Regions from separate parts of the Homo sapiens genome. Here region 2 is linked to region 1. A link is an interaction called in ENCODE POLR2A ChIA-PET data of the cell type or tissue named here. Cell type or tissue: GM12878. All regions are shown on one strand.

Region 1 (5,000 bases):
AATCTCAATTATGAAAGAAAAAAAAAGAAAAATAAGTAATTTTACAGGAGGCCTGAGGTGGGCTAGGGTCACTCTGTGTTCTCCTCCTAGGGCAGGGCCTCACTCTCTTCCCCTCTCAGCAGCCGACTCTCCTGTTGAGATCTTCTCTGTTGGGGATTCAACATCCCTGGGATAAGAATAACAATGCCAAGGTTTTGACTCTTGAAAGGAGCAATTAAGTTTCTCACCCCCTCCTCATTTTAGATGGGAACCATGAGGGCCCCGTCGTTTACCCCGCATCACTGTTGAAGATCTCATCCTCACTGGAAGACTCCTTGTCCTGCAGCCTCATGGCTTTTTTTTTTTTTAAGATGGAGTTTCACTCTTGTTGCCCAGGCTAGAGTGCAATGGCGTGATCTCGGCTCACCGCAACCTCTGCCTCCTGGGTTCAAGCAATTCTGCCTTAGCCTCCCAAGTAGCTGAGATTACAGGCTGCGCCACCGCGCCCGGCTAATTTTGTATTTTTAGTAGCGACGGGGTTTCTTTTTTATTTTGAGACAGAGTCTCGCTCTGTAGCCCAGGCTGGAGTGCAGTGGCACGATCTCGGCTCACGGCAAGCTCTGCCTTCCAGGTTCACACCATTCTCCTGCCTCAGCCTCCTGAGTAGCTGGGACTACAGGTGCCCGCCACCACGCCCGGCTAATTTTTTGTATTTTTAGTAGAGACGGGGTTTCACTGTGTTAGCCAGGATGGTCTCGATCTCCTGACCTCGTGATCTGCCCGCCTCGGCCTCCCAAAGTGCTGGGATTACAGGCGTGAGCCACCGTGCCCGGCAGTAGTGACAGGGTTTCACCATGTTGGTCAGGCTGGTCTCAAACTCCCAACCTCAAGTGATCCACCCGCCTCGGCCTCCCAAAGCGCTGGGATTACACGTGTAAGCCATCCCGCCTGGCCTTTCTAGTTAGAATTCTGTGAGGTTTGTATAAAAGGAATAGAGTGGGGGCCCAAAAACCAGTAAGATGAGAAAGTACTGTTTGCTCAGTTCTAGGATCCATGAAATAAATAATAAATAAATAAAAAAGAGAAAGTAGTGTTTCCTGCCACTTTAGAGGAAGGACTCACATATCCTACCTTCCATCAGCCTTGAAGGAGATGAGTGCCCTCTCCAACACCTGGTGGCCTTCCCTACCCCTTCCCCAAAGCCTCCAAGAAGGCCCCTGGCCTAGCCTGATGCCCACTATCAGCAGGAACAGGCACGACAAACTTTCCCCTTCCTATCCCTCCCCACCTCTGGAAAGGGCTGGGGACAGCAGATGTGTCCTTGTTAGTTCCATCCATTTCAGCTTTGGCTGGGGAGCTAATTTCACTGGAGCCAGGATAAGCATTAGGGTAAGTAACTATTTTTCCTGTCTTGGGCAGTTTCCTCACTGACAAATGAGGGCAGAGTTCTAAGCTCTCTTCTAATTCTAAAATTCTAATGTAAAAATTGCCAGACTAGTGGTGGCGCAAGCCTGTAATCCCAGATACTCAGGAGGCTTAGGCAGGAGAATCGCTTGAACCCAGGAGGCGGAGGTTGCGGTGAGCTGAGATCGCGCCATTGTACTCCAGCCTGGCAACAAGAGGGAACTCCATCTCAAAAAAAAAAAAAATCACCAGACTAATATTTACCTTGAGTGTTATGCGCATCCATGTGAAGAGACCACCAAACAGGCTTTGTGTGAGCAATAGTTTTTTAATCACCTGGAGTCAGCAAAAGGAGATGGGGTGGGGCAGTTTTATAGGATTTGGGTAGGTAGTGGAAAAATTACAGTTAACGTGCGTTTTCTCTTGTGGGCAGGGGTGGGGGTAACAAGGTGCTTGGTGAGGAGCTCCTGAGACTCATTGTCCAGGAGAAGGAATGTCACAAGATCAATTGATCAGTTAGGGTGGAGCAGGAACAAATCACAATGGTGGAATGTCATCAGTTAAGGCAGGAACTGGCTATTTCACGTTTATGGTTCTTCAGTTGCTTCAGGCCATCTGGATGTATATGTGCAGGTCACAGGGTTATGATGGCTTAGCTTGGGCTCAGGGGCCTGACATTGAGGATTCTTTTTTATCTTCCTCTGATGCTCTTCTATAAGAATGACTCTGTTTTGGAAGAAAACGCAATTAAGATTTTCCATCACAACAACCACTATCTCCAAATCTGTATTCATTCCTTTTAATTCATTATAAGTCTCATCTACCTAATGAGATAACTTTTTTGAAGACAGGAATTGTATGCTGTTTAACAGTGCTTTGTTTCTTCCATAGTTCAGTCATCCTTGATATTTTGCGGGGGACTGGTTCTAGGATACTGCCCCCACACACCAGAATCTGTGAACGCTCAATCCCTTACATATAATGGTGCAGTATTTGAATATAACCAACACACATCCCCCCGCCACCACCCAATTAACTTTTTTACTTTTTTTCCCCCCCGAGACAGAGTCTTGCCCTGTCGCCCAGGCTGGAGTGCAGTGGCACGATCTCGGCTCACTGCAAGCTCTGCCTCCTAGGTTCATGCCATTCTCCTGCCTCAGCCTCCCGAGTAGCTGGGATTACAGGTGCCCGCCACCACACCGGGCTAGTTTTTTTTTTTTTTTTTTTCTTTGTATTTTTAGTAGAGATGGGGTTTCACCATGTTAGCGGGTGGACCTTGTGATCCGCCCACCTTGGCCTCCCAAAGTGCTGGGATTACAGGTGTGAGCCACCATGCCCAGCCAATTTTTGTATTTTTAGTAGAGACGGGGTTTCACCATGTTGGCCAGGCTGGTCTCGAACACCTGACATCAAGTGATCCGCCCACCTTGGCCTCCCAAAGTGCTAGGATTACAGGCATGAGCCACCGCACCCAGCCTCAGACTAAACTATAATAAAAGAGAAAGCAGAGAGAGTAAGAGCACCTCATATGGAATCACCTACATTTCAGAAGCTGGAAAGAAAGAGAGTGGTCTACTTGATGATATGAAGCATGATCAATCAGTATCAATACTAGCTTTAGGGTGAAGGCATAGCCAAATTGGAAACTGTGGACAAATTTCAGAAACTGCACCAAAACTTACAAACCTCAAATCCTAGTTTTCTTCCTTTCTCTTTGGCCACTACCCTCAGTTTCTTTTTTTTGTTTTTGAGACGGAGTCTTGCTCTGTCGCACAGCCTGGAGTGCAGTGGCATGATCTCAGCTCACTGCATCCTCCGCCTCCTGGGTTCAAGCAATTCTCCTGCCTCAACCACCCGAGTAGCTGGGATTACAGGAACCCACCACCGTGCCTAGCTAATTTTTGTGTTTTTAATAGAGACGGGGTTTCACCATCTTGGCCAGGCAGGTCTCAAACTCCTGACCTCAGGTGATCCACCCACCTCAAGCCTCCCAAAGTGCTGGGATTATAGGCATGAGCCACCATGTCCGGCAAGTTTCTTTTTACTTAATTTGTATTTATTTATTTATTTGAGACCGGGTCTTGCCCTGTTGCCCTGGCTAGAGTGTAGTGGCGTGATCATGGGTCACTGCAGCCTGAACCTCCTGGGCTCAAGCAATCCTCCCACCTTAGCTTCCTGAGTAGCTGGGACTACGGGCTGTCACTACTACACCTGGCTAAATGTTGTATTTTTAGTAGAGACAGGGTTTCATCATGTTGGCCAGGCTGGTCTCGAACTCCTGGCCTCAAGTGATATGCTTGTCAAAGTGCTGGGATTACAGGTGTGAGCCACTAGGCCCAGCCTCAGTTTCTTTTATGGACTCACTTACCTCTGCAGATTGGCTCAAATGTCATTATTCTCAGGCTTCTCTCCTGTTTACAGGTGTCCTGGGCCATCCAGTCCAGTCTCATGATATTTGCCACCCAATGTGCTCATGTTTCCCAAACCAGCATCTCTTCTCTAGACCCATCCTCTAATTAGCTGTTTCTCAAGCAACCTTTTGACTGTTGTTTCTTTTTACTTCCCTGGTACCAGGGATAAAAGTCCCCTGAATTCAAACATGAATATTCACCTCACCCAGTCCTCTGGGAGGTCCATAAGTCCCTGTTTTGGGAAGAATGAAGCTGAGCTCTAGCTAAAAAAAAACAACTCCATTTGGGGATCTAAAAATTTTGCAGCTTGGAAGTGCAAAAAAAATGTGCAGCTTTGCACAGTGAGTCAGGGTGACCAAGTTCTCCTAGTTTGCCAAAGAGTCTCTCAGTTTTAGTACTAAAAGTCCTAAATCCCAGGAAACCTCTCGGTTCCAGGCAAACCAAGTGGTTTGGTCAACCTGACAGGGAGGTGTCCTTTATGAGGTATGGCAAGAGTGAAGGCTTGGCAAAGGGTGGCTGTGCCCATCAAACACAGACAGTTTATGAATAGTTGGGTGGGTGGGGCATATGCTTTATTCCCTAGGGCCCTCAGGGCCTTTGCAGAGGTCTGTAAGAGCTGGTGGGGGCAATGGGACAGTGAAATTCGGGTATAAGGCTAATGTGACCTCATTTAAAATCACAGGCTGGAGAGGCCCAGGGACTTTGGGTATCTATTTACATAGCCAAGATAACATCAGATTCAAATTTTATTTAGTGCTTTTTGTATCTATGACTGTCAAACATTGTCACAGTTTAACAGCTACATAATACTCCATCAAAAGGATATTATATGAAGTGTGGTGGCTCACACCTGTAATCCCCACATTTTTGGGAGGCCAAGGCAGATGAATCACTTGAGGTTAGGTGTTTGAGACCAGCCTGGCCAACATAACAAGACCACATCTCTACTAAAAATACAAAAATGAGCCACATGTGGTGGCGCATGCCTATATTCCTAGCTCTGGGACTCTGTCTCAAAAAAAACAAAAACAAAAACAAAAAAACCAAAAGAGGATTTTCAGTGTGTTCCAGAAATGTTCCTATTATAAATACATCTTTGTGCTAAAAGTTTTTTTTCCCTATATGTAAGATTTGTTTCAGGCTAGATGCAGTGGCTCATGCCTGTAATCCCAACATTTTGGGAGGCCAAGGTAGAAGGATTGCTTG
Region 2 (5,000 bases), 1.2 Mb before region 1:
AAACTTAAGTGATCCAGAAAATCTCTCCTGATCAGTGGTTTTTAACCTTTTTGGGGGTTATCTACCTCCCCTTTTGAAACTCAAGTGAAAACTATTTCCAAGCACCATCTAAAGAAGAAAGGAGTTACACAGATAAAGCATAATAACTGCGAGGTCTAGAAAGATATCTAGAACTTTTGGCCGGGGAGGTGGCTCACGCCTGTAATCCCAGCACTTTGGGAGGCCAAGGCGGGCAGATCACCTGAGGTCGGGAGTACGAGACCAGCCTGACCAACATGCAGAAACCCCGTCTCTACTAAAAAAAAAAAAAACAAAATTAGCCATGCGTGGCAGCACATGCCTGTAATCCCAGCTACTCGGGAGGCTGAGGCAGGACAATTGTTTGAACCTGGGAGGCGGAGGTTGCAGTGAGCCGAGATCACGCCACTGCACTCCAGCCTGGGCAACAAGAGCCAAACTCTCTCTCAAAAAAAAAAAAGGCCTGGCGCGGTGGCTCACGCCTGTAATCCCAGCACTTTGGGAGGCTGAGGCGGGCAGATCAGGAGGTCAGGAGTTTGAGACCAGCCTGACCAACATGGTGAAACCCCATCTCTACTAAAAATACAAAAATTAGCTGGGCGTGGTGGCGCATGCCTATAATCCCAGCTACTCAGGAGGTTGAGGCAGGAGAATCGCTTGAACCCGGGAGGCAGAGGTTGCAGTGAGCCGAGATTATGCCACTGTACTCCAGCCTGGGTGACAGAGTGAAACTCCATCTCAAAAAACAAACAACAACAACAAAAAACAAAAACAAAAAACAAAACTACAAAACTTAGCCAGGTGTGATGGCATGCGCCTGTAATCCCAGGGTGGCTGAGGCAGGATAATCGTTTGAACCCGGGAGGCGGAGGTTGCAGTTAGCCACTGTGCTCCAGCCTGGGTGACAGAGTGAGACTAGGCCTCAAAAAAAAAAAAAAAAAAAAAAAAAAGATTATCCAAACCTAATATTTAATTCCAGCGGGCTTTCCCTTTATTAAGAAGTACACTATTAGACCAGTGCTTTACATCAACAATAGAAACAAACTCAAGTGGCACACTCATTTTACCTTTTATCATAGGGCCAAATATAATTAAGAAAATAAGTACCTTAGCACAAAACATTTTTAAGAGGAAAAGTCAGAAGCCTAATTTAAGTGATAATTTACTATTCTAGAGCTTTTGTGCCATACTACTCCTCTTAATTATCACACACACACACGAATGGGAATTTTGCGACAAAGAGCAGATGAGATTATCTCATGGTTGTACTGTACCTTCCGAAAATCTCGCTTCTCAAAATCTGTTTCTGCTATTTTCTCATATTCCATGACTGCATTAGCATTCTTGAACTGCACCGGAAAATCAGACATAGGAAAGTTTTAATGAAGCTGTAGATTAAACAACCACAAAAAAATTAACAAGGCCTTGATGAATTTGAATTCAGTAAATATACCACACTGCCTCTTTTGATAGAGATAGGGTCGAATGCATACCTCCTGTTGTGAATGGCCATTTTTATGATCCAGTTCTAGGGCTCTCTGGCAACTGCGACAGGCTGCCATGGCATTCCCTAGAGAGAGGTGGTACTCGACCTCTCATAGAAGTCCCTAGGAGATTTTCTTTCAAGAAAATCAGAACCACAGACATTTCACAAATCAAATTGATGAAGATACAGTCAAGACTTCTTAACAGAAGGGCTAGACCCAATCTTCACCCTCAGTTTGAACTTCAAGTCAGGAACACAAGTGTTATGCTTGATATACATGAAATAAAGGCAATGCATTGCCAGGGATTGAGCATATGTTTTGAGATTCTCACTGAAATGCATCTAGGGTAAACTGTATATACAGTCATACACTCTGGTCAACAATGAACTGTATATATGGCAGTGCTCCTGTAAAATTGTAATACCGTATTTTTACTGTACCTTTTCTGTTTAGATACACAAATACCACTGTGTTATAGCTGCCTACAATATTCAGGACAGTAACACGCTATACAGGTTTTAGTCCAGAAGCCACTGCCATATAGCCTAGGTGTGTAGCAGGCTATGCCACCCAGGTTTGTGTAAGTATACTTTATGATTCTGCACAATGACAAAATCACCTAACAAAATGTATGCCTGTCATTAAGCGACACATACTATATATGGAGATGGAACTAAAACATGTTTTAGCTGCTACCAATTTAATCAAGGCTTGAATTTACTCAAATTCTTTTTTATTTTTTTGAGACAGGTTCTTGCTCTGTTGCCCGGGCTATAGTGCAGTGGTGCGATCACGGCTCAGCCTCAACCTCCTGAGCACAAGCAATCCTCCCACCTGAGCCTCCTGAGTGGCTGGGAGCACAGGTAGGTGCATGGCACCAGGCCTGGCTAATGTAAAAAATTTTTTTGTGGAGACAGGGTCTCACTAAGTCCCAAACTCTTAAATTCTTTAACCTCACTCAAATCAGTCCCTGGAAGCATTTGCCTATTCCCCAGCTATCTCAGAAACACTTCAATTTTCACAGATTTTTAAAAGCTGTCAATCATATTCAAAACTCATTTTACAGATTAGGAAGCTGAGGCTTAGAGAGGCTATGAAACTCGCCTAAAGTCACCCAGGTGTGCTGATGGCAGAAGTGAGACTAGACCTCAGTTCCGACTTTCAAGTAGCCACTCCTCCCAAATATACCATACTGCCTCTTTTGACAGAAACAGGATCAGACCCGTACCTCTTGTTGTGCCTGAGCATTTTTATGATCCAGTTCTAGGGCTCTCTGGAAGCTGCGACATGCTGCCATGGCATTCCCCAGAGAGAGGTGGCACTTGCCCTCTCGTAGATGTCCCTAAAAGAACACCAAGAGGGAAGAAAAGAAGCATGATTGGCCAAGTGGAAAGAAATCAACAGCAGCAACAGACACCCACACAAAACCAACACAGAGGCCAGGCGCGGTGACTCACACCTGTAATCCCAGCACTTTGGGAAGCTGAGGCGGGCAGATCACTCACTTGGGGTCAGGAGTTTGAGACTAGCCTGGCCAACATGACAAAACTCCGTCTCTTACTAAAAATACAAAAATTAGCCGGGTGTGGTGGCATATGCCTGTGGTCCCAGCTACTCTGGAGGCTGAGGCAGGAGAATTGCCTGAAGCCGAGATCGCGCCACTGCACTCCAGCCTGGGCGACAGAGCTAGACTCCATCTCAAAAACAAAAACAAACAAACGAACAAAACTAACACAAAATGAAAATGACTACAGCAGTAGTTCTCAACCTGGGCAATGTGCCCTCCAGGGGACATTTAGCAATGTTAAGAGACATTTTTGGTTGTTACAACTGGGCAGAGGGGGTGCTACTCATACTCAGTGATTAAAAGTCAGAGATGCTGCTAAACAACCCACAGTGCACAGTAAAGTCCCCCACAACAAAGAATAATCTGGTCCCAAATGTCAGTAGTGTCAAGGTTGAGAAATACGGGGCTAGAGAAACTCAACTGTAGCAACCCAGCCTTCCCCAAACAGCCCCATTACATACATACCCGGACAAAACTGTCATCCAACCTCACTGACTGTTGTGCATCTCCAAGAGCTTCCCGGAACCTTCCAAGCATCATCAAGGTGGCTGCTCGATTACCATAATAGCTAGCATTTTTAGGACACATATCTATAGGAAAGGCAGAAGAACGTAAAACAAAGTTTAGAACAGGTCCCTGCTTTGAAAACTTAGAGGGGGCTGGGCGCAGTGGCTCATGCCCATAATCCCAGTACTTTGGGAGGCCAAGAGGGGAGACCACTTGAGGTCAGGAGTTCAAGACCAGCCTAGTCAACATGGCACAACCCCATCTCTACTAAAATACAAAAAAAAAAAAAAAATAGCTGGGCGTGGTGGTGGGCCCCTGTAATTCCAGCTACTCAGGAGGCTGAAGCATAAGAATTGCTTGAATCTGGGAAGTGGAGGTTGCAGTGACCCAAGAGCACATCACTGCACTCCAGCCTGGGCGACAGAGGAAGACCCTGTCTCAAAAAACAAACAAACAAATAAACAAAAACTTAGAGGGCATCTCCCTCCAAACAATGTTAAGGGAATCTATCTGTAACGCTCATAAACTCTTTTTTCTTCATGGAGACAGGGTCTCACTCTGTTGCACAGGCTACAGTGCTGTGGTGCTATCTCGGCTCACTGTAACCTCTGCCTCCTGGGTTCAAGTGATTCTTGTGCCTTAGCCTCCCAAGCAGCCAAGCAGCTAGGATTACAGGCATGTGCCACCACGCCTGGCTAATTTCTGTATTTTTATTTATTTATTTGAGGCACAGTCTGGCTCTGTTGCCCACGCTGGACTGCAGTGGTATGATCTCTGCTCACTGCATCCTCCGCCTCCTGGGCTCAAACCATCTTCCTACCTCAGCCTCCTAAGTGGCTGGGACCACAGGCACACGCCACCACATCCAGCTAATTTTTGTATTTTTTGTTGAGATGGGGTTTTGCCGCGTTGGCCAGGCTGGTCTTGAACTCCTGGCCTCAAGTGATCCATCTGCCTCAGCCTCCAAAAGCGTTGGGATTACAGGAGTGAGCTATTGCACCCAGCCCTGACACACTCTCTTTAGAATGCCACAGCCAGCACAGTGGCTCACACCTATAATCTCAGCACTTTGGGAGGCCGAGGTGGGCAGATCACTTGGGGCCAGGAGTTTTGAGACCAGCCTGGCCAACATGGCAAAACGCTGTCTCTGCTAAAATACAAATAAATTAGCCAAGCATGGTGGCACACACCTGCAATCCCAGCTACTCAGGTGGCTAAGGCATGAAAATCGCTTGAAACTAGGAGGTGAAGGTTGCAATAAGCCAAGATTGTGCCACTACACTCCAGCCTGGGTGACAGTGACACTGTCTCAACAATAAATAAATAGGCTGCATCCAAATTTCTGACTGCTTGTGCAAATGGACAGCAGCAAGGATACAATCAGTTTTAAAACAAAACAAGGTACGGCTTTGAAGTGTAGT

The links. ChIA-PET counts read pairs that join two places held together with the same protein. Peaks named below come from ENCODE experiments on the same cell type or tissue, not always from the same donor. Only the 100,000 strongest peaks of a DNase experiment are listed, where the experiment ranks them.
Region 2: POLR2A ChIA-PET joins it to region 1 with 5 read pairs; 2 of 35 experiments call an interaction of 5 or more read pairs at or near these places.

The regions. Positions count from the first base shown.
Region 1 is chr17:43,146,675-43,151,674 of GRCh38, forward strand. The region is part of intron 7 of NBR2 (neighbor of BRCA1 lncRNA 2); the gene reads left to right. LOC101929767 (a long non-coding RNA gene) reads right to left here. Exons shown (of 2, transcript NR_110868.1): 2 at 1,692-2,109. It also overlaps a transcript of BRCA1 not described here. Among named protein-coding and RNA genes, the nearest start is that of NBR1, 22 kb to the right of the region's middle. RefSeq lists an enhancer at 1-517. In GM12878, no CTCF peak of the experiment used is centred here; no DNase peak of the experiment used is centred here.
Region 2 is chr17:41,993,578-41,998,577 of GRCh38, forward strand. It overlaps DNAJC7 (DnaJ heat shock protein family (Hsp40) member C7), which reads right to left. Exons shown (of 14, transcript NM_003315.4): 3 at 3,538-3,662; 4 at 2,734-2,847; 5 at 1,293-1,367. Among named protein-coding and RNA genes, the nearest start is that of DNAJC7, 21 kb to the right of the region's middle. In GM12878, no CTCF peak of the experiment used is centred here; a DNase peak (open chromatin) is centred at 2,677; H3K27ac peaks cover 1,116 bases.